Linked DNA regions of Mus musculus: region 1 is linked to region 2. A link is a loop called in an ENCODE intact Hi-C map of the cell type or tissue named here. Cell type or tissue: heart. All regions are shown on one strand. Each heading gives the region's core, and the rest is flanking DNA. Links, peaks and the distances in the headings are about the cores only. Region 1 overlaps Usp29 (ubiquitin specific peptidase 29). Region 2 overlaps Usp29 (ubiquitin specific peptidase 29).

Region 1 (13,010 bases), core at 1,672-9,671, 56 kb before region 2:
CTTATCTAGAATCTCAGCATTCCTGTGTCGAAAGAGGAGGTTGAGACATCAGAAGTGTCTAAGAAACTCTCGGGCGAGGTGGTCTGGAGTAGCATGATCTGCAGAAGCAGATGCTTCAGCAGATGACTGGAGACAACTGACCCCTGGATTCATTCTTTGGCATTCACATAATGTCTGTGGCATGAGCTCACGTGCCCAGGGTGTCATATTCTCTCTCTCTCTTTCTCTTTCTCTCTGTCTGTCTGTCTGCCTGTCTCTGTCTGTCTGTCTCTGTGTCTCTGTGTCTCTGTGTCTCTGTGTCTCTCTCTCTCTCTCACACACACACACCCATGATCCCATGAATTTCAAGACCTCTGAGAGCCCAACGTTCTCCACTTTCTAAGTTCCTTCCTGTTCACTCTATGTCTCAGGCCTCCCCTTGCTATCTAACTGATTCCCACCTCCCAGTTCTTGCCCATCCTGGTTCCATCTGGACTGCTCTTCCCTTGGGCTTTGTCCCCCTCATCTTTGTTCTCAATATTCATGGCCCCCTATCAGCTCTCTTACCCACCCCCTTCCAGCTAAAATAACCCTCCCCATTCACTCCCTCTCTTATTATCCTGTCAACACAAAGACCCTGCTCTCTCTTCAAAGGGAATAAGAGATAGTTTATTCTTGTGCCAAATATGAATGACCATGGCCCTGAAAGACAAGCTTCACCATGAAAGTGGTTTCACGTGATTTTATTAGTTACAGAACAAAGGAAGTCATAAATCAATCCATTTACCAAATACTTTAGTGGGGACCACAGGTAGGCAGGTTATGGCAAGGCAGGGAAACCTCTGTTATAAGTTCCAGATGGTATCCGGTGACATTCTCAGTTTTTGGACTGGTAGGAGCTAGTGGTCTGATGAGAACACATTTTAAAGGTTTTGCTTGTCAAAAGGTCAGACATGGCAGTAGGCAGCAAATGGCTAAGATGATTGAAACCAGAAGAAACTAATCTACAGATCTGCCACATTCTAACTCTATACAATCAACTTTCTCATTGGTGGCTCAGCCCTGTTTTGTACCCTTTCAACACATGTGTTGTTGCCCTCTTTGGGATCTTTAGTTTACAGCCATTATTGTTGTTATTATTATCCTCAGTCATCATCATCGTGGTCATCATCATTATTAATTTCCTTTTGTTTTTATTAACATGTCTAGGTATTTTGTATGTACAAATGAATACATGCATGCCTAGGGATTGTGGAGGCCAGAGGAAGCATCATATCACCTAAAAGTGGAGTTACAGTCATGAGCCAATCATGTGTGTGCTGAGAATTGCCAGGTCCTCAGAAAGAACATCCAGTGCTCCAATCAACACTCGTCTCTAGATGTGACTGGCTGTTACACCACTCACTTCCCACAATCCCCCACTAGAATAAGACATCAAGAAGGCAACAATCTTTGATGGCCCAGTTTCTATAGCTTCCCATGATAACTCCACCTTGGGGCTTTCCCATGGAAAGTCCTCAGTACCCAAAGGTTGAAGAACTAAAGGCCTTGCTCTGGTGTTAGAGCTTGGGAGATGGCAATGCTTGTCTTCCCCATGAATCTCTGGCTTTGGGAAGAGTATGTGTGTGTGTTACAGGTGACCTCCAGTTCAGAAGAGAACCTTGGAGCCCTTGGATCTGGAGTTACAAGAGCTTGTGAACTAGCTGTTATGGGTGCTGTGAACTAAACTTGGATGCTCTGTAAGGGTCGTACCTGCTCATAAACACTGAACCATCTCTCCAGCCCTAGATCTTAAAAACTTTTAAAAATTAAGTTTAAATTTTTAAAATTAAGTTTAGTGTGTGTGCATGTGTGTGTGCACATGCACAAGCATGCTTGTAAGCACATGTGCACCAAGTGCCAACTCGTGTGTGGAGGGTAGAGGACAACCGTCAGGAATCAATTCTCTCCTTCTAACACACAGGTCTCAGGGATGGAACTTAAGTCATCAGGTGCAACAGCAAGCACCTTTATCCATAAAGCCATCTATCTTACTGGCTTCTAGTGCTAATTTCACTGCTAATGTTTCCTAATAATAGTAATTAAATATATGTATTTGACATTAGACTTCTATTGCTAATTCTTCCTGCTTATGTTGCTTAATAGTAGTAGTTAAATATACGTATTTAATATTAAACATCAAACCCCTACACAGTTTTAAATTTTATTATTTTTAAATATGTGTGTGTGTGTGTGTGTGTGTGTGCATGTGCACACACACTGGTGCACATATGGAGGTTGGAGAACAGCTTGTGAGAGTTGATTCTCTCCTTCCACCATGTGATTCTTGGGACTCAAACTCAGGTTGGCAGGCTTAGCAGCAAGCTTCCTAACCTTCTGAGCCATCTTGCCACTCAGGCCTCAATCTTTACGATAAAATCAATCAAAGCTGGGACTAAACTTGGAGGTTCTTCCATACATTTGTATGTATTTGTGTGCTTTTTTGCAGTCATAGGCAGTCTCCTAACTCACATGCAGGTCAACAAAAAAATGTGTCTCCACTAGGATGGGGGAGAAGGAGGGGCTACAAATGGGACTCCCCCCCACCTCCACCCCCCACCCCCAGTCTGGTCCTGTTTCTCACCTACACACCTACGTGCTTAACCCTCTTGACCCTCCCCCATCCAGTCTTGCTTTGTTGGGGTGCAGAATTTCCCTCCAGAACCTGGTGCATCAGGGGCTTAGGTAGGCTCAGGCTGTTGGCATGGAAACCATAGCAGCTGCTGCAAATGGAAAGCGGCTGAGAGAATACAGGAAGAGGCCCAGAAGGCTGAAAATTTCCAGGCCTTAGATTTATGGAGAGATCAAAATGCCAAGCCGGCACAGAGCAGGGGCTTCCTAAAAGTTTGCTGAGGAAAAACGGAGACCCCCTTCCCCGACATCTCATGGCTGTGCTTTGCAGGGGAGCCACATACTCTTGGGCTAATTCATCTGGTGAACTCTGGTAGTTGAAGCTAATCACACCGTGAGCTGAACTTTGAAGACAGAGAAAGGGTTTTGTAAATTAAATCAAAAGTTACCATCTAACCTAGCTGTGACATTTCTGAAAAGACCTGAAAGCAGGGAATCAACAGATATTTACATCCCCAGGTCATGGCAACACTGTTTGAAATATCGACCCAGTGGATGACTGAATAAACAGGAGCTCCGTCCACACAATGGAACAGTGTTCAGCCTTACTACAGGCCACTAAGGAATGTGGAGAGTGGGAGAAATAGTCTTCCCCAGGGAGGAACACACTGACTGCTTATTCAATACCGAATGGTCAGCCCTGCAAACATAACACGATAACATTATGCAAACGGAGCAGGTTATATTTAAGAATGTACGTGTGCGTGCCTATGTGCATGTAACAACACTTAATGAAAACTGAGGCCATGCATTTGAAAGGAATCAAGGAGGGAGGAAAGAGAAGGGGGAAATGATCTAATTATGTTATAATCTCAAAAATAAAAAAAAAAAATTTAAAGGAAGGAAATATGTGTGTGAGATTGATCAGAAGATAAAGGTACTAGTTGCCAAGCTTGAGGGTCTCCGTTCAGTGCCTAGGACCTACATGGCAAATGGAGGGCAGTTACTGTCCAAAAGCTGTTCTTTGCTACAGATGCACTCATGCGATAAACAAATAAATTGTCATGATTTTTTTTAAACTAGGAAACTCTGATAGATGCTATACCACAGATGAACCTTTAAGACATTGTGTCAAGGGAAACAAACCTGTCAGAGAAGGACAAATACTCTACTTCGATTTGTGTGAGGTACCTAGAGTGATCGACCCCCTGGATGAATTAGGATGATGGTTGTCCTGGGCTGTGGAATCAGGAGAATGGGAGTTATGACCTAATGATGGCAGAGTCTTGGCTGGTAAAGATAAAAAGCTTTGGAGATGGATTAAGAATATATGGTGGACAGAATATAATGTTGGGCATTATAACTGTATTGATGAGCACGGAGCTGTATACTTACAAGGGATGATATAGCAAATTTTAAGTTATTGATATTCCCTAATATAAAAATTGAAGGAAAAAGAAACAAAAGATGGCTGTAACTTAGATGAAGTGAGGGCAATAAAGAAACTTGGAATAGGTTGCAAGAAGAGGCTGCTGGGGATAAAACATCAATTGATCTTTCTGGCTATAATTTTCTTTCTTGAGCTTCAAGAGTTAGTTTTTGTTGTTGTCTAATGTATAAATGTACATAAGTATATTCCACATGTATGCAGCTATACTTGGAGGGCAGCAGGAGTTACATGAGGCTGTGAGCCACCTCATGAATTCTGAGAAGCTAATTCTAGTTCTCTGCAAGTTTAGCAAGTGTTTTTAATTGCTGAGACATCTATCCAGATATCTGCTTCTTCCTGATTTCAAACTGCCCATCTTACCTGTCCCATGAACATACCTGGGTTGAGTAGACACACTTTGAGTACCCCCTATCCCCATGCCTATCTTGTTTTTATTATAAGTCATGCCACACATCACCAGTGCCCAGAGCAGACCTTGTGTGCAGTTTCTGCCTCTGTGTGTGTACTATGTATGTATAGATGAGTATGGGTATAGATATAGATATGCTAATATACTATATCTGAATATAAAGTATATAATTTATAATATGTAATAACAATATAGGTAATATATTATATATCTGCTAATATACACATATATGTATATTGATGAAATGAATGAACATTGCAGTACACATTCTTTTTTTTTCTTTTTTTTTTCTTTTTTTTTTTTTTGGTTTTTTGAGACAGGGTTTCTCTGTGTAGCCCTGGCTGTTCTGAAACTCACTCTGTAGACCAGGCCTCGAACTCAGAAATCTGCCTGCCTCTGCCTCCCGAGTGCTGGGATTAAAGGCGTGCGCCACCACGCCCGGCTTGCAGTAGACATTGTTAACTTCCCTTCCTTGCTGTCTGTGCAAGAGTTCGTCCAGGTCATAAATCTGCAGCTGGAATGTCTGGGTGATGGGGTCATATTAGACTCTTTCCCAGATGACTGCGAATCCATCTCATAGGCTCTGGACTTTCATTCTTCTTCACTCAGAACTACAGAGGAAACAACTGAACCCACAGCAGACACGGTGCCTAATGCACAGCAGGTGTTCTGTAGATGGATGTAAGTGAGCAGATGAGTTAGTACCTGAGTTATGTTTGCCCGACCAGGGTGCATCTGTAACATTTTAACCTAGCTCTTTTTTAGCATTCACCATAGCATGAAATCACCTCAATAACAGTTGTCTCTTCATCATCTGAGGACTTTATGTCTTTGGAAGGTAAAATCATGCAGGAATAGTGTTCTCATTTAAACCTTTTTTTTTTTTTTTTTTACATTTACTCATACATACTTGTGCATGTATGTGCATACAGTGTAATACGTCTGTAGAGGTCAGAGAAGAAGAGGAGGAGGAGAAGGGAGATGAGGAGGAGGAAGAAAAGAGATACAGAGTGAGACAGAGAGACAAAGAGGGTGGGAGGGTTGATTTTTATATTAAGGAATTGGCTCATGGGATTATGGGGATCAGTGAGCTTGAAGGGTAAGCTAGCAGGGTTGAATTCAGGTAGGATTTCTGTGTTTAAGTCCACCACCGAAGGTGACTCTTACTTCAAGCCAACTGTTTTATAGATGTTAATGCCGTTTACAGAATGTTCACAGTGACTAGCCTAGCGTTTGATCAAACAAGGCCACACAATTTAGCCAAAAGCATATATAAATTTAACTATTATTATGTTTTTAGATACGCTTATTGGTCTATGTCCTAGATTAACTGGAAATTCAAAAGAGAGGTCAAAGACAATTAGAAATAGATTTCCTTATGCCATCACTCTCTTTATATATACACCATTGTGTGTGCATGTATGGTACAAATGTGTAAGTGTGAATGTGTGTACATATGCCTATAGATGTTCATGGATGTATGTGTGAGTGTGTGAGAGAATGTGAGTGTGTGCACAAATGTGTAAGAGTATGTGTGTGAGTGTGTGAGAACGTGTGTGAGTTTGTGTGTGAGAAACAGTGTGAATGGCTGTGTGTGTAAGCATGAGTGTGTATGTTTGCACCCTATCTATCTATCTATCTATCTATCTATCTACCCATCTACCTATCTATCTATCTTTGGGATTGTGTTTCCCAATAATCATGAGGTTCATTGATTCAGCTAGACTGTCTGGCCAGTGAACTCTGTCTTCCCTGCCATGCAACTCTGCCAGCATAGGGGTTGCAGCCCAATGAAGCTATGTTTGGATTCTATATCTCTATGTGTTGTGTGTATGTGTGTGTGTGTGTGGACACACATGTGGAGGTCAGAGGACAACTTTCAGGAGTTAATTCTCTCAGGCCACTAAGGGGGTTCCAGGGATTGTACTTGGCTTGCCAGACTAACCACCAAGCACCTTTACCCTCAGAACCACCTTGCTCCCTGCTATGTGTGCTTTTTACAACTGGTAATACTGGTTAAATAAAGTCACAGTGTACAAATACAGTTTCAAGAAAAGCCCCCCTTCCATCCTTTGTTTTATTGTGTCTATTTAATCATGTCAAACTAGTGTGTTTTATTATAATATTTAAACATGTGCTTATCATGTGCATGGTTCATATTCACCCTAACAACATAGTTTATTCTTCTTCCTTCTCTGACTGATCCCATCCCTCCCCTAATGTATGTGTGTGTATTTCATATATAAGAGAAAATTGCCATATTTATCTTTCTGAATTTAGTTTATTTTAAAGTATTTTAAAATTACTTTGGTTTGGTTTGCTTTTGGTTTTCTGAGACAGGGTCTCTCTGTATAGCCATGGCTGTCCTAGATCTCACTCTGTAGACCAGGCTAAGCTTGAACTCAAAGATCCACCAACTTCTGCCTCCTGAATGCTGGGATTAAAGCATGGCCCACTTAAAATTACATTTATTTATATATTGTGTCAGGGAGACACAAATTACCTGGTGTGCAGGTGATGTAGGTCAGCGGATAACTTGTGTCAGTTCTGTCTTCCCACCATATACATCTCAGGGATGAAATTTGGGTCATTGGACTTGGCAGCAAGTGTCTTTACCTGCTGAGCCATCTTGCTGGCCCTAAGTCTAATGTATTTTCTTTAATATGTCCAGTCCCATTGACTTTCCTGAAATGGCATAATTATATCCTTCTTTGTGGCATGAAAAAGCTCCAGTGTGGATATATAAAACATATTTTTGATCCACCGATCTGATGCTGGTATCTAGCTTGAGTCCATAACCTGGTTATCGTAAACAGTACAGTAACAGCACAGGTGTACACACATCTCTGTCATGCATGGACTTAGGTTCCTTCAGCACTCTCCGTTTTAAGTCAGTGCCTTCCTCCAAGAGTCTCCAAGAAAGAATCCTGAGGCTGAAACTCGAGGCCACAGTCAACACCTAAGTCTCAGGCTGGAGAGAGAGCCCAGTCCTTAGGAGCAGTAGCTGTTCTTCCAGAAGCCCCAGGCTTGATTACCAGCACCCACGAGCCAGGCCTCCACCTTCTGCACTGCTCTCGATGTCCTTATCGTCCAAGCCCCTACAGAACATCCCACTGAGGTCTCAACACTCAATGATTCTTCTAGCCCAGAGTTCCAGAGTCCTTCCACAATCCTCCTCAAAACAGTCAGGTCTGTCGCAGCAATACTACACTATGCTGGTATCACTTTGTCTTAGGGTTTCTATTGCTACAATGGAACACCATGACCAAAAAGCAAGTTGGGGAGGAAAGAGCTTACTTGGCTTACACTTCCATCATTGGAGGAACTCAGCACAGAAATTCAAGCAGGGCTGGAACCTGGAGGCAGGATCTGATACCTTTTTCTGGTTTCCTGGGGGTACTGAATACATGTCCACAGACATTCATGCAGACAAAAGCACTTATACACATAAAATAAAAATAAATATCTTTTAAGTGCATACTACTGTTGCAGAGGACCTACATTTGACTCTCAGGCAGCTCATAACCATATATCTGCAGCTCCTAGGGGATCCAATGTCTCTGAACTCCGAAGCCATGAACACTTACGCACACACATACTCGTGCACACAGACCTACACATACACACAGTTAAGAGTAAAATTGAAAAAGAAAAACTGTTACGTTTCAAGGGCTGAAGATGTAGCTCAGTTGGTGGAGTGCTTGTCAGCATACATACAGCTTTGGGTTCAAGCCCCAGCACCATGGAAACTAGACATGGTGGCACATATGGGTAATCTCAGTGCTCAGGAGGTATAAGCAGGCAAATGAGGAAGTTCAAGTTTAGCCTCTGCCACTTACAAGTTTGAGTTCAGCCTGGACTACATGAGACCTTACCTCAAAACAAAAACAAAACAAAACAGGAAGCTATCTGGAAAAAGAAATGGGAATCTGTGGAGATTCTTATAAGTATTTCTTTACATATGCCCTGTCTGGATCCTGTGTGAGGAAAACTCAAAGGCTTGGCATGCAGAGAGACAGAGCCCAACAAGGAGATGGGTTTGGAAATACAACATGAATTCCCAGCATGGATGAGGGGCATCACTGGGGAGACAGGGGCACAGACTGTCCAAGAGTATTGAAATATGTCTAAGTGCACATGATGAAGGCTGAAGCAACACGTCTTCCCAGTTGAGCATTAAATGCCTGCTCTCTGGGTAAGGAAGATGGGGAGCAGTTGATGTCACACATAGGAGCTGCATGTATTCTTGTGGGATCTAGTTAGACTCAGTTAGTCCTAGGGAGGATCTATGGGGGATCTCTTGCAAAGCTGTCATTCAAAGATGTCCATGAAGAGTCTTAAGACATTTCACACAGGCCTGGGCTTTAGTTGCAGGTTGGAACCTTCTCTACACCCACGTAGCTGCTCTGATTTTCTTTCTCTCTCTCTCTCAGAACAATTACCTGGTCCAGGGAGCTGAAAAGGCTCAGGCTGTTGCTATGGAGACAGAAGCTGGTCCAGGGGAAAGGGAGGGACGACAGAGGAAGCCTCTGGACTAGAATTTTCCAGGCTCTGATATATTGGAGAGATTTTGGATGTTAGGAGGTGCAGGGGAGGGAATGGAGGGCTTGGAAAATGTGGTCTTTCAAATGCCAGGAAAATATACTTTTGATGCATAATAAAGATTTGTTGAAAGAAGGAGTGGGGATGCAGAGAGCTGGTAGAATGCTTGCCTAGCATGCAGGAGGCCCTAGGTTTGATCCCACAGTATCACATAAACTGAATGTGATTACGCACATGTGCAATCTTATCACACGGGGCGTGGAGGCAGGAGAATAGGAATTTAAGGTCATTATCAGTTACATAGAAGTTCAAGGCTAGTCTGGGCTATGTTAGACATTATTACAAACAAACTAATAAACAAAGAAATAGCTCCAGTCGACAGATGGAGTCCTGTGAGATGTTTCTCCCCTTTACAGGATGGGTAAATGTTGTCAACCTCTCCTTTACTTTTAGATAGGGTCTCACTGTATATCCAAAGCTGACCTTGAACTCACAATCTTCCTGCCTCAGCCCAAAGAAGGCTATGATGACAAGCATGGGCAACCACACCTAGCATGCATCACCATTTGACCCAGGTACAGCTGCATCAATCCAGGCTTTTTTGTGGCTTGCTTTGTTACAGAAAATCAAAGCAACAATACAAAGATGGACACACTTAAAGGAATAAGACAATTCCACCCAAAGGTGCCAAGAGCTGAGCAAGAAGTTGGCTGCCAGAGTCTGTCCCTAGTCTGTCTGTTGATGGCCTGAGAACTATTTCTATGGACACCTACAATTCTTGGTCTTTAGTCTGCAATATTGTGGTCAACTGTAAATATATACATGGCTCTCAACTTATAATAAATAGCCTATTTACATTATTTAAAACAAAACAACTTTGCAAAGGTACAAAATGGAATCAGAGTAGAAATTGTGCTTCAAGCTTTTAATTTTTATCTTTCCTAGGTTCTACCCTCTGAGCAAAATAGCTGCCATCTTTGTCAGATCAACTGTTTCTATCAGCAACAGATGTCACAAATAGGCCTGTGAACTGTTGTCTCCTTTCCTTAGAGAAAGATGATGCTGAGAGAGTCATTGGATCCTCCCAGGACACTCCAGCCACTCCTGCCAGATTTTAGTGTGCAGTTCTGCCCTAACTACATGTAGCCTCATTGAGTATATATACCTTGGGGAAAATTAGTTAGGTAGGGTGTCTATGTATGTGGTTACAGGGAAATCATCTGATCGGCTGAGTGGGAGCTTTCCAGTGTGGCTGCTTTGGGGTTGCCCACATTCTGTAGGTGAGCCTGAGGAACTTTGGTGGAATCTTAGTTTGGCTTGACATGTGGCCTCACCAGGAGGGAGTAGATGGAGCTCGTATCTCCCCAGGGAAAGAAATCTCCCAACAGCTAGCAATATGCCCAACCATATTCTCCTGTGTTGCTGGGTAGGAGATCAACCCGCAGCTCCTCAGTCATTACAGAAAGCAGTTGGTATTGCACAGCATGGTGTGTTGCTAAGTGATGTATCCAGTGAGTTAGCTGTAGCCCTTGTTTCTTTGACTTATGATGGGCTTACTTGTATATGTAGTCCCATCAACACCAAGATTTATCCATTGTTTTGTCAATAGATAGTAACTGCCGTCCATCCCTTTGGGTATAAGGAACATTGACAGTGCCAAACACATGGGGGATATTTAACCCACAGGTCTTGAATGTATACGTATTGTTATGAGCATTGTTACTCATGAGTTGTCAATAGAAACAAGGGGGTCCCCCAGGGCATGCACATCTAGGAATAGAATTGCTACACTATCAGTCAGGTGACTCAGTTTTGACAGCATTGGCAATTGGTCTAGACAAGTGGTTCTTTACCACTGGGGAGGGCTGTGCTGTATAATCTAAGATGTTTATCAGCATCCTTTTTATACTCCTTAGATGCTAGTGACACCCTCTGCTTATATTTCTGTGTGTGTGTCCACACCCATACATGGAGGTCAAATGAAAACTTTGGGAAATTTAGTCTCTCCTTCCACCATGTGGGTCTGAAGGATCAAATTTAGTTCATCGGGCTTGGTGCTCTGAGGCACCTCTCTGGCTCTTTTCCCGTTTTTCATTCTGTGTGAGTGTGCGTCTGCATGCGTGTGTGAGTGTCCATGTCTTAAGTATAAACAGAATATTGTCTGCTTTCTATCATGATTTTAGGAAGGTGCTTTACACCATAGAGATTTCTAGTTTTCAATTCTGGTTTTCTAAAATAGAGTCTTACGTTGACCAGAGTGGGCTTAAAACCGCTGTGTACCTGAGGTCAGCCCTCAGCTCTCCGATGCTCAGATTATAGGCATGCTTCCATTATTTTTGTACTTTTTGTTTTTATTTAAAAATTTTTCTTTTCATACAATATATTTTTCCCATATTCTTTCCCCTTTCAGTTTGAGTTTTGATTATGTATGTGTATGTGTCTGTGTGTGTGTGTGTGTGTGTGTTCACACAAGCCTGTGTTTGAAACAAGGTCTCACTTTGTAGCACTGGCTGGTTTAGAACTCTTCACATGCCAAGACTGGCTCAAACTATTGGCAATCCTTCTACTCAGTCTCTTGGGTGCTAGGATTCCAAGCCTGGGTCACCACACCCAGCCCCATACTGCCCGATTACAGAAATTCTCATTCTACTTCCTTGGGAGGTGAAGAGACAAGGCTAGGCTGTGGTGGCTACAGAAGGGCCCAGGGCCTGACAGAAATAGAAAAGCCAGTGAGATGGCTCAATGGATTAAGGTACTTGTTTGTCACCCAGTCTGATGGCCTGATCCTCTGACCGGGTTAATGGAAGAAGGAAACTGACTCTTGCAAATTGTTCGCTGGCATTTACACAGCATGCTGAGACCACACACATGCGTACATTCACAGATATGCGTAAATAAATAAATAAATTGAAAACGTATCTAATAAAAATGATTTCAGATGCCTAATAGGCAGTGATTTTTCAGGAGCAGAGACAGGAAGCTTCCAGAGGTTCTGCCTCAAGCAGTGCTGAGACAGTAAACAAGTTCACACAAGTACACTCATCAAGCCCTGACCCGACACAGAGCTTGTGTGGCAACATGTCTGGAAATAGCCAGAAATGGTCCAGCTGGAGAGAATCCGAGTGTGTCCCTACACACGAAAGAGCCAATGCGATGTCCATCAGGAGGAAAGTTCAGCCAAGTAGAGCAACGCTGAGAACAGAGTGGTAAACAGTCACTGTGCTCTGAGCTCCTGTCTAGAGTAGGTCAGTTTCCTTCAGGAATCTCTGCTAAAGAGTAGGGCAGGCCCTCAGTACCACCCAGCAGAGTGGCCCACCACTTGGCTTGCCTGGGACTAAAGCAGGGTAGACCACCATCCTGGCTTGCCTGGGACTGAGGCAGAATGGACTCACCATCCTGACTTGCCTGGGACTGAGGCAGGGTAGACCACCATCCTGGCTTGCCTGGGACTGAGGCAGAATGGACTCACCATCCTGGCTTGCCTGGGACTGATGCTGGGTGGACCACCATCCTGACTTGCCTGGGACTGAGGCGGGGTAGACCACCATCCTGGCTTGCCTGGGACTGAGGTGGGGTAGACCACCATCCTGGCTTGCCTGGGACTGAGGCAGAATGGACTCACCATCCTGGCTTGCCTGGGACTGATGCTGGGTGGACCACCATCCTGACTTGCCTGGGACTGAGGCAGGGTAGACCACCATCCTGGCTTGCCTGGGACTGAGGCGGGGTAGACCACCATCCTGGCTTGCCTGGGACTGAGGCGGGGTAGACCACCATCCTGGCTTGCCTGGGACTGATGCTGGGTGGACCACCATCCTGGCTTGCCTGGGACTGAGGCAGGGTAGACCACCATCCTGGCTTGCCTGGGACTGATGCTGGGTGGAACACCATCCTGGCTTGCCTGGGACTGATGCTGGGTGGACCACCATCCTGGCTTGCCTGGGACTGATGCTGGGTGGCTCACCATCTTGGCTTGCTGGGGGTCACCAAGGGGCCTTAATGAAACCGACAGGATCCTAG
Region 2 (13,010 bases), core at 1,804-9,803:
ATTTTCCCCTTTAATCATCTAGACAGGGTCTCCCAGTCAAACCCAGAGCTCACCAACATGGCTAGAGTTACTAGCCAGCTTGCTCTGGGGATCCTTTTTCTGTACTTTCTGAGTCTGAATTTACAATTGGGCTGTCACACCCACCCATCGTTAGGATCTGCTCCTTGATCTTACAAGGCAAGTACTGAGGCACCTCCCAGCCCTGCCGTGTTCTTTTCATAGTAACATAAGGTAGCGGTTCCATTTTACTAACTCCTGTGTCACCGAAATCGACTTGTAAGGATCCAATGGTGTGTGTGTGTGGAGGTCAGAGGTCGCTATCAAGACATCTCCATCTCCAACATATTTTTTGAAACAGGTCTTATTGAACCCGGAGCTCATCTTTTAGGCTCCCTGCCTCCCAGGGCTGGGATTTCAGACATGCTCTGCAGTGCTCTGATTTTTTACATGGAGACCGGAGATCCGAACTTGAGTGCTCCTGTTGTGTAGCAAGCGTCACTGACAGAGCCTACCTCCCTAGTTTGCAAGGATTGAATTTTAAACACCAGAAACAGAATGTCACAAAATGGCAGCACCGGAGGGTCACAGCAAACGAACACCGGCCCAGGCAGGGGCTCCAGAGTGAGTTTTGCCAAACAGCCTTGAAGCTGGGGATTAAAGTCTTTCTCCCATCTGGAACCTGGCGATGCAGAAACAGTGACCACATTGTGTTCCTTCCCAGAAAAAGCACGGAGTTGCCTGGCTACCCGGCAATGTATATATGACTTGGCAGCTCGCCTGGCTTCGTAGCTCGGAGGAAAATTCCAGGGTGGGATTCAAACTGAGTTTCCAGCGACAAATGGGCTAGAAGGCTTAACCCCTTCCTCTTGTGGATTCCAGGCCCAGGTAATACATAAGCCAGGTGATCAGATCTCTGTTTCTTTCTTCACAGAATGGGCAGATGAGGACTCTGACCTGGTGACGGATTATATAGAATCCATGAGATGCAGAACTCAATTTAATTCTCTGAGATTTGGCCTTCAGAAGAAGGACTTCATAGTCAGGCCTATTCTAGCTCAGACTCTCTGGTATTTTGTTTTATGGTATTTTGGGTTTTTTTTTCAGCCTTGGGGTTCTTTTTGCTTTTTAATTTATTAATGTTACAACTGTGCCTGCGTGTGTGTGTGTGTGTGTGTGTGTGTGTGTGTGTGTGTGGTGTGCATCACAGCCTGCACACAGTGATGTGAGGACAACTCTGTGCAGCCTGTTGCTGCCTTCCACTTTTTGGTCCGGGAATGGAACTTGGGTCAAGTTTGCATAGCAAAGTGTTTCTTACCTGAGCCACCTCACTGCCCCCACTGCACAGTTCTAGAGCAAACACGAAGGGTGATCAACTCTGTCTTGTTGGGTTGCTCCAACCACTCTGCCTCGGCGCATGGCGTAAGAGCGAGACCATCTCTTTCTGTCTTTTCTCCCACTTGGCGGGCTTACGACTTAGTATCAGTGACACCAAGCCCTACTCATCCTGTGTAAGTCACTGCTTAGGATAGGACTCCTACCCTATTACCCACTGAGCAGTTCACCAGCCCTACAAGGTTCCTACCTCCTGTCTGCCCAACATTTTTCACCCTATCTCTGTCCTTTTTCATCCCAAGAAAATCTTGTCCTGCAAATCATTCTATCCTCAGATGAAGGCTCATCCCTGCTCATGCTGCTTGGCTGCAATTCAATGTCATCTACTCTATGATGTACTTCCCAACTGTACCCCCTGACAAATAGCCAAATCCAAGCTTCTAAGCCCTGGTTACCAGCCTATACCGGGTGCTGCTGAGCTCTCTGAAGTCTCTTCTCACCAACCCTCACACAATCTTGTAGGTTTCCTATAAAATTCACTCCTCAAGCTATGCATGGTGGTACATACACATAACCCCATTATTAAATAAGTCCATGTAGGAGTATCATGGTTTTGAGGCCACCATGTATTACATAGTGAAAGACCATGTCAGAAAAGCAACACAAGACAGTACCCCCACATTATTCTCAAAATGAATTTATACATGTTGATGTAGGTCATCAATGAATCGACCTTCTCTAATGGTTGCTTCTTCCCACCCCTATCCTAATATTTTATATTTTACTTGGGGAGTCAGATCACCTCTACTCTCAAGCCCTACGGTTTAGGTGGAAATGACGTCATTTTCCAATCTAGGAAAGTAGTCTGTTCCAGGCCTGGCCAGTCACCATCTCAAGAATTGACTCATCAAAAGATCTGGAACGTTTGTGGGATTACATTGTAATAGAGTCACTGTTTTCAGGGATGATTTAGCTGGCAGCACCCATTCTCAATGACACTAGTAGCCATCTTTGCTTCTTGGACAGAGTTAGGCCAGATTAGAAGCTAACAGTTCCCAGAGATAGAAACATAAAGACCACATCTTGACATTATCTTTTGCAGCTCTTGTACTGAACAGATATAATTCTTCTTGTTTTGTTTAATCCAATTAGAGTTTATTTTTCTTTCAGTGATACATGAAATAGACATTACAAATAAAATCCTTGCCTTGGACCCTTGAGCCTCTCAGACAGGAAACATTCAAGCCATCCCTGGCCCTCCCTCTTCTTCATTCTCCATATCCAGAGACCATGCTTTTATGAAAACAGATATCTACTCATATGTGTCTCCAACTTCTTTTCTGTTTTCTAATCTTTCATGTATGTATGTATGTATGTATGTATGTATGTATGTATGTATGTATGTGAGAGTGTGTACCACAGTGAAATTGTGGTAGATAGAGGACATCTCTCAGAAATCAAGTTATCTTCTTCTGCCATGTGGGTCCTGGGGACCGAATTCAAGTTGTCAGTCTTGGCAGCAAGCATCTTTACCCACTGAGCCATCTCACCATCCCCTGAGTCTCCTAATTAAACACATCTATGTTATAACCTTTCACAGTGACACATCTCCCCCATTACATGGGTAGTTCACTCCACCTCGAGTTCTGCATCGCACTGCTACTTTTCTTAACTTCCCCTCCCCCTTCCTTCAATCCCAGGAAAGGCACTTCCAAAACACAAGCCTAACTTCTATCCGCTGGAGCCATTTCCTCTACGACATGGAAACTCTTAATTGCTAAAGTAAACACATACGCATACACATGCACACATACACACACACAATCATATATGCAGAAACACACACAAAACACACCAAAACAAAGAGAGACAAACACAGAGACACAAAGACACAGAGATTAAGAGAGAGAGACAGAGAGACAGAGACAGAGAGACAGAGCAAGATTACTGAAATACAACTGATAAGCCCAGAGGCCGTTTACTACAGATGTAGCTGCATATGGACTCCTCATAAAGTTCAGCAGAAATCTCTCATTGTCCATCTCTAGCTCTGATTCACTTCCAGGAATTGTCTCTAGCATATCCAAGGAAATACTCTTTATTTGGTCCAAACTAGGGTGTATGTCTCATCCCCAAACCACCTATAGTGACTTCTGAGGATCTAATGACTGTTACAGGAGCTGGGAAGAAAAGCACCAAGGTGGAGAGGTTGAGGTTGTCTTCCAAAGCACAAGGTAATTTTGTGGGTCTTTAAAATACTGGTAGCCATTGAGATGGCTGAAGGTAAAGGCACTTGCTGCCAAGCCTGAGGACTAAAGTTCAAGCCCTGGTGGAAAGAGAGAACTGACTCCCACGCGCTGTCTTCTGACTTTCACTAGTGTCCTGTATGCTCATGCACCTAGACAATATACACAAAATTAAAAAATAGATGTGATATTGTTTTTTTTAAGTGAACACTTTATATTGGTATACCCACCTAAAATGTACCAGGACCCCCAGGGTCAAGCTCAAGGTAAATGTATAGCTCTTTGTGGCTTCCTCTGGAGCCCTGTCTTACAGCCATCACTATAGCTTATATACCCTAGGTAGAATGCATGTTTGATGTCTCTGTCTCTGACCCTTAGACTTCTGTACGTTTCTAACCTCACAAAATACTCAGTCACACCATTACCCTTTTTAGCAATCTTATGCTCCACTTGGGGCCTCAACAACCTTAGCTGTTCCTTGAAGGAGATCCTCATCCCCTCTCCCCTCCCCCTACCAGACCCCACAAGAATAAGACTTTATGCGGAAGGTAGATGTTTACTGTTAGGAAAATAAAGCACTTTTGAACATGTATGTAGTGCAAGCTGAGTACTTGTAACCCCAACCTTTCTATCAAACCTATCTGCCCTGTCCCCTCCCCACAAATCTGTCACATCATATCTATTTATGTTGTTTGTGACCCACTGAGATTAATCAGGGCCACGTGTGAGACTATAGGTTTGAAGCTATGGGAGTCTGGCAGGTTCAGCAGAGGAGACACAACCAAAGATGGTGATCCCCACTCCCATCCCAGAGTCTATCAATAGTCAGTAGTTTTGACATAAAAGGAGGGCCTCCCCCTCCCCTGACTGATGGTTGACAGAGCTGGTCTTGTGGGGGTAGAGCGCAGGAATTCACAGTCGCTGTGAGTTAATGGTTGTGTGGAATCCAGAGAATGGCATTTCACAGTTTATTCTTATCTCTCAGTTCAGATGTGCTCCCCTCCTCCCTCTCCTGGAAGTTGTTCACTGAGCCTTAGAGAGGGGGGTAGAAGCCACCTAAGGCTGAGACGGGTCTCTTATTTTCTGCATCTTGGGCAGTTGTGAGTGTCTGCATTCACTACTCTTCATAGAAGGAGACGCTTCTGTGGCTGCTTTTGACTCTCTAAGCATCAGCATTTAGAAGGCACTTGATGTTTGTGTTCCGTTTATGTTGTCTAATCCTTAGAGAAACTAGCCATCTTCCTGATTTGCCAGGACCATATCTCTCTACCTGTATCCCCACCACAGATCGGCCTAGTATAATACACAATCTGTGTGGCTAGCCATGGCTTGGGAGTGCATGACCCACAGCAGGCCAGCTAAGGCTATTCTTCTAGGTGCAAAGGAAGCTGGCCTTCCTCACACAGATAAATGACCTGAGAGTGATCATCTATCCCCATGCTCTTATGGGGAAGCTTTGCGTGACAGTGCCCTGCCAGTGTACAGGCTCAAATAGAGAAGAGACAGCTGCTGGCTACATTCCATCACCCCAGGACAGCTACACCCTCTCCTCCCTGACAGCCAGTTCCTGGAGCCAAGAAATTCTCCCCCCCAACACACACCCTTGCTGAAACTGGTTTGAGAACTCTGTCATCCTCAGTCCTCCAAGCCAAGCAGGGGCCCCTGCTGTTCCATGCATTGGCCATGTGTATTAACTGAAAAACCTTCCTCGGCAGGGTGAGGCTTGCAGTGAAATCTGTTGGGGCCATTTATTTTACCATGTAGAGTCCTACATGATCACACATTGGGAAAGACATACATTTTTGTGAAGCATGTACTGAAAAAATTGTCCATGTACTGAAAAAAAATGATTTTAATGCACAATGGCTGCCATTTGAGACACCACTTACGAGGAGGGTACATGACTACCCTCCTCGTAATCATGGATTGCATGAGAAAGCTGTCAAAATGAATCAAATTTCAGAGACACAATACAGCAGGTGTTAGCTGAGGTTGGAATCTATGCAGTGACCCCGCCTCCCCCCACCCCCAATCCCAGCCCCACAGGCAACTAGCTGTGTGCCCAAGGCATGTTATAAGCCCTTTCTGGTCCTTAGTGTCTTCCTGGGTAAAAATGAGCATGATAGTAAATATGTAAAAGGCCTTCCAGGATGGGTGGCGAGGACCAAGTAGGAGAGTTGATGCAAAGCACACAGAACCGTGCCACGCGTTTGGAAAGCCCAAATAAGTACAAGCTGTGGCTCACCTCCCACTTTTGCTGAGTGTTTCATAGAAAGAGGCAGGCAGAAAATATTTGCCGTGCCACCAAAAATATCAGAGAGAAGAGGGAAAACACAGCGATGGGGCTGAATAGGAGGATCCCACCATCTGAATACCCCAGCAGGCCTTCCTTAGAATAGCTACGATGGATCCCACACCATATGTCCTCTTCTCCTGCCAAATGCTTAGTGGCTTTCCTCTGAGGTAGTTTCTTCCCTGGCTCTCATTTCCTAAAGCTCAGCAGAGCTGAGTCCTTAGCTGAATCTAGGATTGGGATGCTCACACACATGATCCAGCCAAGGTCACCAGAGCCCGACCTGTGCTTCTTGCTGAGGCGTGAAAGTTCTCAAGGGGACACTGACAATGATTGTTATGGGCTAAGAAGTTTGTTGGGAGAGGTATTAATGGCACAGGCAGACAGATAAACAACAGTATGGTGGGAACACAGGAGATTCTGGTCCCTAGTGCCATTAAGGCACAACATAGTAGAAATTCTGAAGAGAAAAGCAGGCCCTTGTGGTGGAGTTGAGGGTCCTTCCTGAGAACAGGTTGGGGGTTCACAGCCATGCTCACTGATTCCCCCATCAGGAGCTAAAAGAGAGAGTGGGGAGCAGGATGTGTCAATACCCTGTACCTTCTTTGATGTAAACTTACTTCCGTGGCTAGAGACACTGGCATCTGGAAATCTGTTAGCTTCTCAGAGGATGCTCTCAAGAGACACCTGTCAGTATCTCCCAGAAGGGTGTGGCTTCTCTGGGGTTTGTGGTGGGAGCAGCAGTCTGCTCTGGATTCTAAAAAGGTTATGTTATACTTTAGTTTCTATTGCTATGATAAAATGCCCGGACAAAAGTAATTTGGAAAGAAAGCATTTAGTTTAGCTCACTACTCCAGGCAACAATCCATCCTAGTAGGAAGCCAATGAAGCAGGAACTTGAAACAGCTGGTCGCATGATATTCAAAGAGGGATGAGTTAATGCCTGCTAGCTGGTATTCACTTTCTCCCCTCCTATACAGTCCAGGACCCAAGCACAAGGACTGGTCCCACTTACTGTTAGACGGAATGTTCTCATGCCAATGACAGACTCAAGGCAATCCACAGACATGCCTAGAGGCCTACCTGATCTAGACAGTTCTTCATGTTAGCACTAACCATCACAGCTTGTGGAGCTGGACCTCCCAGGGGTCACCCTGCTGTGAGCTGAGGAGATCCTAGCTGAGTTCAACTGAGAAAAAAAGTAGAGAACAATACAGGGTAGAGATGTGGGTCCATTGGTAGAGAGCTTGCCCAGGAAGCTCTGGGCTCACTTCCCAGCACCTCATGAACATGGGAGTGAGTGGGGCTTGTCTGAAATGCCAGCACTGGGAAGGCAGAAGCAAGAAGAACAGGAGTTCTAAGATTCCTTGGCTACATTGTGACTTTGAGGCCAGCCTGGGCTATGAGACCATATTTTTAAAAAACGTAGCATTGTGATGAGCTTAGTCCATCTTGCTATCCTGGCTAATGAACCTATCTGAAATGGTTTCTCTTCCTTGCAACTAAGAGATGTTAATGGGAATCCTCACTCTACCATCTCAATTAGAGTATCCTTGACTATTACAAGAGACCTTCAACAACACAGGGGCCTGTTGAGTGATTCCTCAGAGAGGTACCAGCCACTCTTTCTAGCCCTACTTCCCTGGCATGACATTCTTCCCCAGATGCACATGGTCTGAGTGTCTTGGGAGGAGTATACAGAGCAAAGAAACTGAAAAGGTAATGATTGTCTGTGCAGCCATGGGAAAATTGTCACCATTGCTGGGGTGAGACTTCATGCTGATACTGCTATTAGGGGACAGTGTCATACAAACCTCCTGCAAATAACCCCCAACTCATGCGTCTGTAAGTCAACCCACTAAAGTCCTTAGTTCATCAAGTTGGGAAAATATATGTCCACAGAACACATCTGCATCACTGATGTGTGTGTGTATGTGTGTGTATGTGTGCGTGTTTGTGTGTATCTGTTTGTGTGTATGTGTCAAACAGACAGACAGAGAAGGAGAGGCAGAGAGACAGAGTAACAGAAAGACAGTGTGTCTTCTCTTAACTTAGTTGATTTGTCCAATTGAGAGACCCAACTAATACAAGAGCTAAGTATGAGAAGAAAAACAATAAACCTGCATTAATTTTATACATCCATGGGGGTTTTCATCAGCATCTGATGTGAGAAGCAGGGTACCTCTACACATTTTAGACAGAGAGCAATATGTTTGAGAAGGCGTGACAAGACAGATGGGTCTCTGACTGGGGGAGTAAACTCCAGGCCGTCGCTAGGAGATATATGGGGCCGTCAGCCTAGGGGGAGATAAGGGCTACTTCAGGGTGTTTACACAGGTTCAGGGCAGCCCAGTCACCAGCCTGTGGTCATCAGGGCTCTGTCCCAGCCTTCATGGTTGAAAGGATCTTTATGGCCTGTTGCTCCGGGGAGAGGCCGGCTGAATGAACCTTCCTGTGGCTACAGTTCCTCTGGGAGTTTCAGCCTGAAACAGCTGACAGGCCAATGTGGTAGATTTTGAGATGGTTTGTCCTTGTCTCTTTCACTTTTCCACGTAATATCTCTTTCCTTGACACGTTGCTTGGAATTTCACAACCTGCCGCTTTTTGTGTCATAGAGAAACGCATGTGCACCAACAAGCCGAAAAAGCTCCATAAATATGGAAAGAAGGGAAAGTGAGATGGTTAAGGGGGTAAAGGGAGGTTTTTTTCACGAAGCTGGAGAAGCCTGAGGACCTGGATTTGATCCCCAAGATCTACATGGTAGAAGGAAAGAACTGACTCATTCAAGTTGCCTTCTGACTTCTGCATGAATGCTGTGGTGCATGTGCGCACATACACACAGCATACAGATACATAAATAAGTATATATATAATTTTAAAATTCACATTTGAATAGATTCATAGAGGTAATGGCTCTCAGGCAGGGAAGGCCTAGGGAATGAAAAGACTTTAAGGAGATACATGCTGGCATGGCCCCATGATCTCAAGTGTTTAATGGTTTTCAGAGGCCATTTTGTTTTTAAATTTTCTTTTTTATTTATTTTTTCATAAATGTATATATCAAAAAAATAAAATAAATGTATATATTGTATGCTGTGTATACTATTCTTTCTCACCTCAGTGGATTAATCCCCTTTGTCCTCTATAGCTTCATTTGTACTTTCATGTTACATATACATCCATGATTTGTACAAACCTATTTAAAATCTAGAAACTTCACAAAAGCAAAAAATATGAGTCTTTCTGAGCCTGGCTTATCTCCTGTTATTCCTGTATGTGGATACTGCCTTGTGACAGTGATCTGTGTACACAGGAGTACATGTGAGTGTGGCTATAAACTACAGGATTAGAACTGAGATCAGGACAGGGGAAAAAGAGGAGGTGAACAAGTGGGGATGTCAGGGCAACAGGATGCTTGTGACATGAAAGGAGAAAGGAGGTACTGAGGGTGGAAAGATACAAGAGAAGATGGGGGATGGGGGATGGGAGATGGGGGATGGGGAGAAGAGCTAGGGAGAAGAATCAACAAAAGCAACTTTTGTTCAAAAATCCATAATGAAACCTAATGTTTTGTATAATAATTAAAAACAAACTTTAGGAATCCTGTTTTTAAAGTGCACTCACATTCTGGCAATTAACATAAATATTTTTCTTTATGGAAAATAATCTACACACATATATCTACATGTATGGATAGATAGATAGATAGACAGACAGACAGATGATAGATAGATAGATAGATAGATAGATAGATAGATAGATAGATCGTTCCCAATTTCTGTATCCACATCTCTGTTCATGGATACCTAGGCTGGTCCCCACATCGTAGTTATTGTGAACAGTGCTGAAAAAAAAAACTTGATGTGCAAGTATCTGTGTGATATACTGACTTAAATTCTTTTGGGTGAGTAACTGAACAGAGTGGTATGGCTGGGTCATATGGAAGGCCTATAGCCCAAGTCTTAAGAAAGCAAGCAAGGAGAGAATTAATAGAGATACCAGGCCTGACAACTGGCTCCCAAGTTCTGCAGCCTGGCTATGTCATGAGGCTGAAATCTGTCAAAACAGCATCTAAATCTTCATTGATTCATTTGAAATAAAGTCCAAACTTGCTGTGATGTCAAACATCCTAAGTCTTGGCATTTAGCAAGGAGTGACATCAAGACTGAGGCTTTAGAACACCAGCCCAAGTTACATTGTAAGTTGCAGGACAGCCTAAACTGCATAGCCTGGCACTGTTTTAGAGAAAAACCGTAAAGACAAAGGCAAGAAAGAGAGATACGAACGAAGATGGCTCCGTGGGTAAAGGTGCTTCTCACCATGCCTGATGAGCTGGTGGGAGGGGAGAACCAACTCCAGCAAGCTATCTTCTGACTTCCACCCAGGCACATATATGCACACAAACACACAAACATAAGTAAAGCAAGAGAATGGAATTTTATATGTCACAGTAGTTCTCAGGCTTCTTAATGCTGCGACCCTTTAAGAGAGTTCCTCATGTTGTGGTGGTCCTCAACCATAAAATTATTTTGTTGCTACTTCCTGTTATGAATTGTAATATGTGTCTGATATACAAGATATCCAATTCATGACCCTAAAGAGGTCTCAACCCACAGGTTGAGAATTACTGATTTACTACATAAAAATTAGAGCACTGACCCAATGTATTTGAGTTTGCTCATTATCTCTGCATTCAAATGATCAACTTCTAATTCTTGGAACTAGACTTGTTATCAAGACCATCATCACATCCCTTCTCCTGTGCATTGAAACTCACACTGAACAGTAAGTTATGAGTTGCGAATGAAGATTTACTTTTGCAACGGTTTCTTTTGTGTCTTTGTATCAACCAAGTCAACACACATACACACACACACACACACACACACACACACACACACACACACACACAGAGGAGCTATAGAACAATCCCCTTGAGTGGTCTTGGATCTCAGAGGAGCTAAGAAATCTTGCCTAACAAGGTGCTGTTGGAAGAACTCAAATGCAGACAAGACTGACTTGGCCAAGCAGTTGCCTGTTGCCTCAGACAGTGCATAAGAACTTCCCGGCATGGTGAGCACTCTTACCAACTGACTATCTTGCCATCTCAGTATCAACAAATTAGAATGTACAGTATAATGATCATGTTGTAGATTCTCCATTATGTATGACATCACCCCCATTTCACCATAGGCTGTGTGCTAATGTTAGTGGGGGCTAAGTTAGCAGAGAAGCACCTGGTGGGCAGCAAACAATACAATACTGAGTAGTGACTGGTTAAACAACCACCTTTCAGTCAAAGCTGGTGACTTCTGGTTCTCCTACTCTTATAAGTTAAAGTTCAGGAAAATAGAAGGCATTATTTCCAAGATATCCCTCGACAATTTAAAATTACATTTGTGTATCACATGTATGTATGTGGGAGAACAAACATGCCCGAGCACTTGTGGCCCAGCCTGAGAATCTGAGAATCCTCAGGACTCACATGGTAGAGGAGAACTGACTTTTGAACCTGTAACTTTTGTCCTGACTTCTGTGCTCCCAGCTCCACAGGTCCTGGGGCTTAAATTCAGGCAATTAGGCTTGAGGGCAAGGCTGCTTCCTGCTAAGCCATTTGTTGGCCCTCCCATATGTCCCTCATCATCTGCTGTATTAAAATGGCTAAGCCTCCTAGGCAATTGTGGGCAATTTTCACTCCTTGCAATATTTGTACCTGAGGCAGCTAGAGGCTTTCAGAAAGGAAGCTAAATGGGAGCTGCTAGAAGCTTTTCTCAGCCCCTAGACTGCAGTGCTGTGGAAATGATAGGAAAGGGAGCTTTTTGTAAGGTGTTTGAAAGGACTGTTAGGGGAGGACACCTTCTCTCTTCAAAAGAATTGGATTCAAACATCTGCCTTCCTGCTCCACCCCCTAGGAGTATGTGCATTGGATTCAAACATCTGCCTTCCTGCTCCACCCCCTAGGAGTATGTGCATTGGATTCAAACATCTGCCTTTCTGCTCCACCCCCTCGGAGTGTGCGAAAGCCTCAGGGTTACCGGGATCCTGATTCAAAGGTCGCCATTCAGTGACCTTCAGACCTCTGATTGATTTGGGAGCCTCCAGCCCTCTGGCCCACTCGCCTCTCCTGGGACATCCTGGGCAGCCACTCCAGACTCAGGGACGCCAGGAACCTCTTTTCCTTAATCCCTCCAGCTGCCGGCTGGAGGCCCCGCAGGGGCCAGGAAGAAGGCTCATTTCCCTGACCCCAGCAGAAGGGGAGGGGGAGCTGAATCCTTGGGCCTGCCACCCAAGAACCTTATTTCTATACCAAGAGGGTTTAGGGAATGCTGCTATCTGGCTAGGGAGGAGAAGGGGAAAAATAAATACATTTCAACACTGTTAAAGGATAAAACCACATTGAATTGTTAGAGACAGACGGTGTAAGAAAAATTTTATTGAGGACTGTCCCGCTAGATATAAGGACCTTGACAGTGGATTTTTTTTCTTCTTCAATTACATTAGTTTATTTATTTTGCATGAAGGGGGATAGGCACTTGTGGAGATCAAAAGACAACTTGCAGGAGTCAGCCCTCTCCTTTCCATGATGGAAAGAATGCCCAGTCCTAGGCATTCAAGTGGCCCTGCTCTTACCCAGCTGAGCCATCTCACCAGCCCTGGGTTTTCCTATGGAGCTCGAGGGATGAAGATACACTGTAACTCCAAACACAGTGTAGGGTGAGTTGGAGATCTATAAGCAAGAGTCGGGATCAGGTCCATGGATAGGAAAGGTCCCCCATGGAAACATTGTGATTTTCTCCACTCTGAACCAGCAATCTTGCTGAACACAGGGTGGGGGTTGGAAGGAGAGATGCCACCATGTGGGATTAGGAAGGTGATCAGATATGTCAGATGTGGGGGTGTAGGCTCTTGCTAATATAAGATTTTGCACAGAAGTCCACGGATCCTCCCAGAGGTTTCTGGAACTCCATGAAAGTCTGATAAAACCTAGAATGTTTGAGAATATCCTACAGAGGGAAGGTGTGGACCCTGGTTATATTTTCATATTCATGAAGATAATATTGGTAGCTGAGGGTGTGGATTCGGCTCCCATTCTCTTCTGGAGAAGTGACTCTCAAAACTTTCCTCCTGCTGCAGCAGAA

The links. Peaks named below come from ENCODE experiments on the same cell type or tissue, not always from the same donor. Only the 100,000 strongest peaks of a DNase experiment are listed, where the experiment ranks them.
Region 1: a loop joins it to region 2, with 1.9 times the contacts of the local background. A loop is called at or near these places in 1 of 42 quality-filtered maps.

The regions. Positions count from the first base shown.
Region 1 is chr7:6,825,254-6,838,263 of GRCm38, reverse strand. The region is part of intron 2 of Usp29 (ubiquitin specific peptidase 29); the gene reads right to left. Among named protein-coding and RNA genes, the nearest start is that of Mir3099, 28 kb to the right of the region's middle. In heart, for the core only: no CTCF peak of the experiment used is centred there; no DNase peak of the experiment used is centred there; H3K27ac peaks cover 1,030 bases.
Region 2 is chr7:6,769,414-6,782,423 of GRCm38, reverse strand. All of the region lies in intron 2 of Usp29 (ubiquitin specific peptidase 29), which reads right to left. Among named protein-coding and RNA genes, the nearest start is that of Mir3099, 28 kb to the left of the region's middle. In heart, for the core only: no CTCF peak of the experiment used is centred there; no DNase peak of the experiment used is centred there; H3K4me3 peaks cover 936 bases; H3K27ac peaks cover 6,753 bases.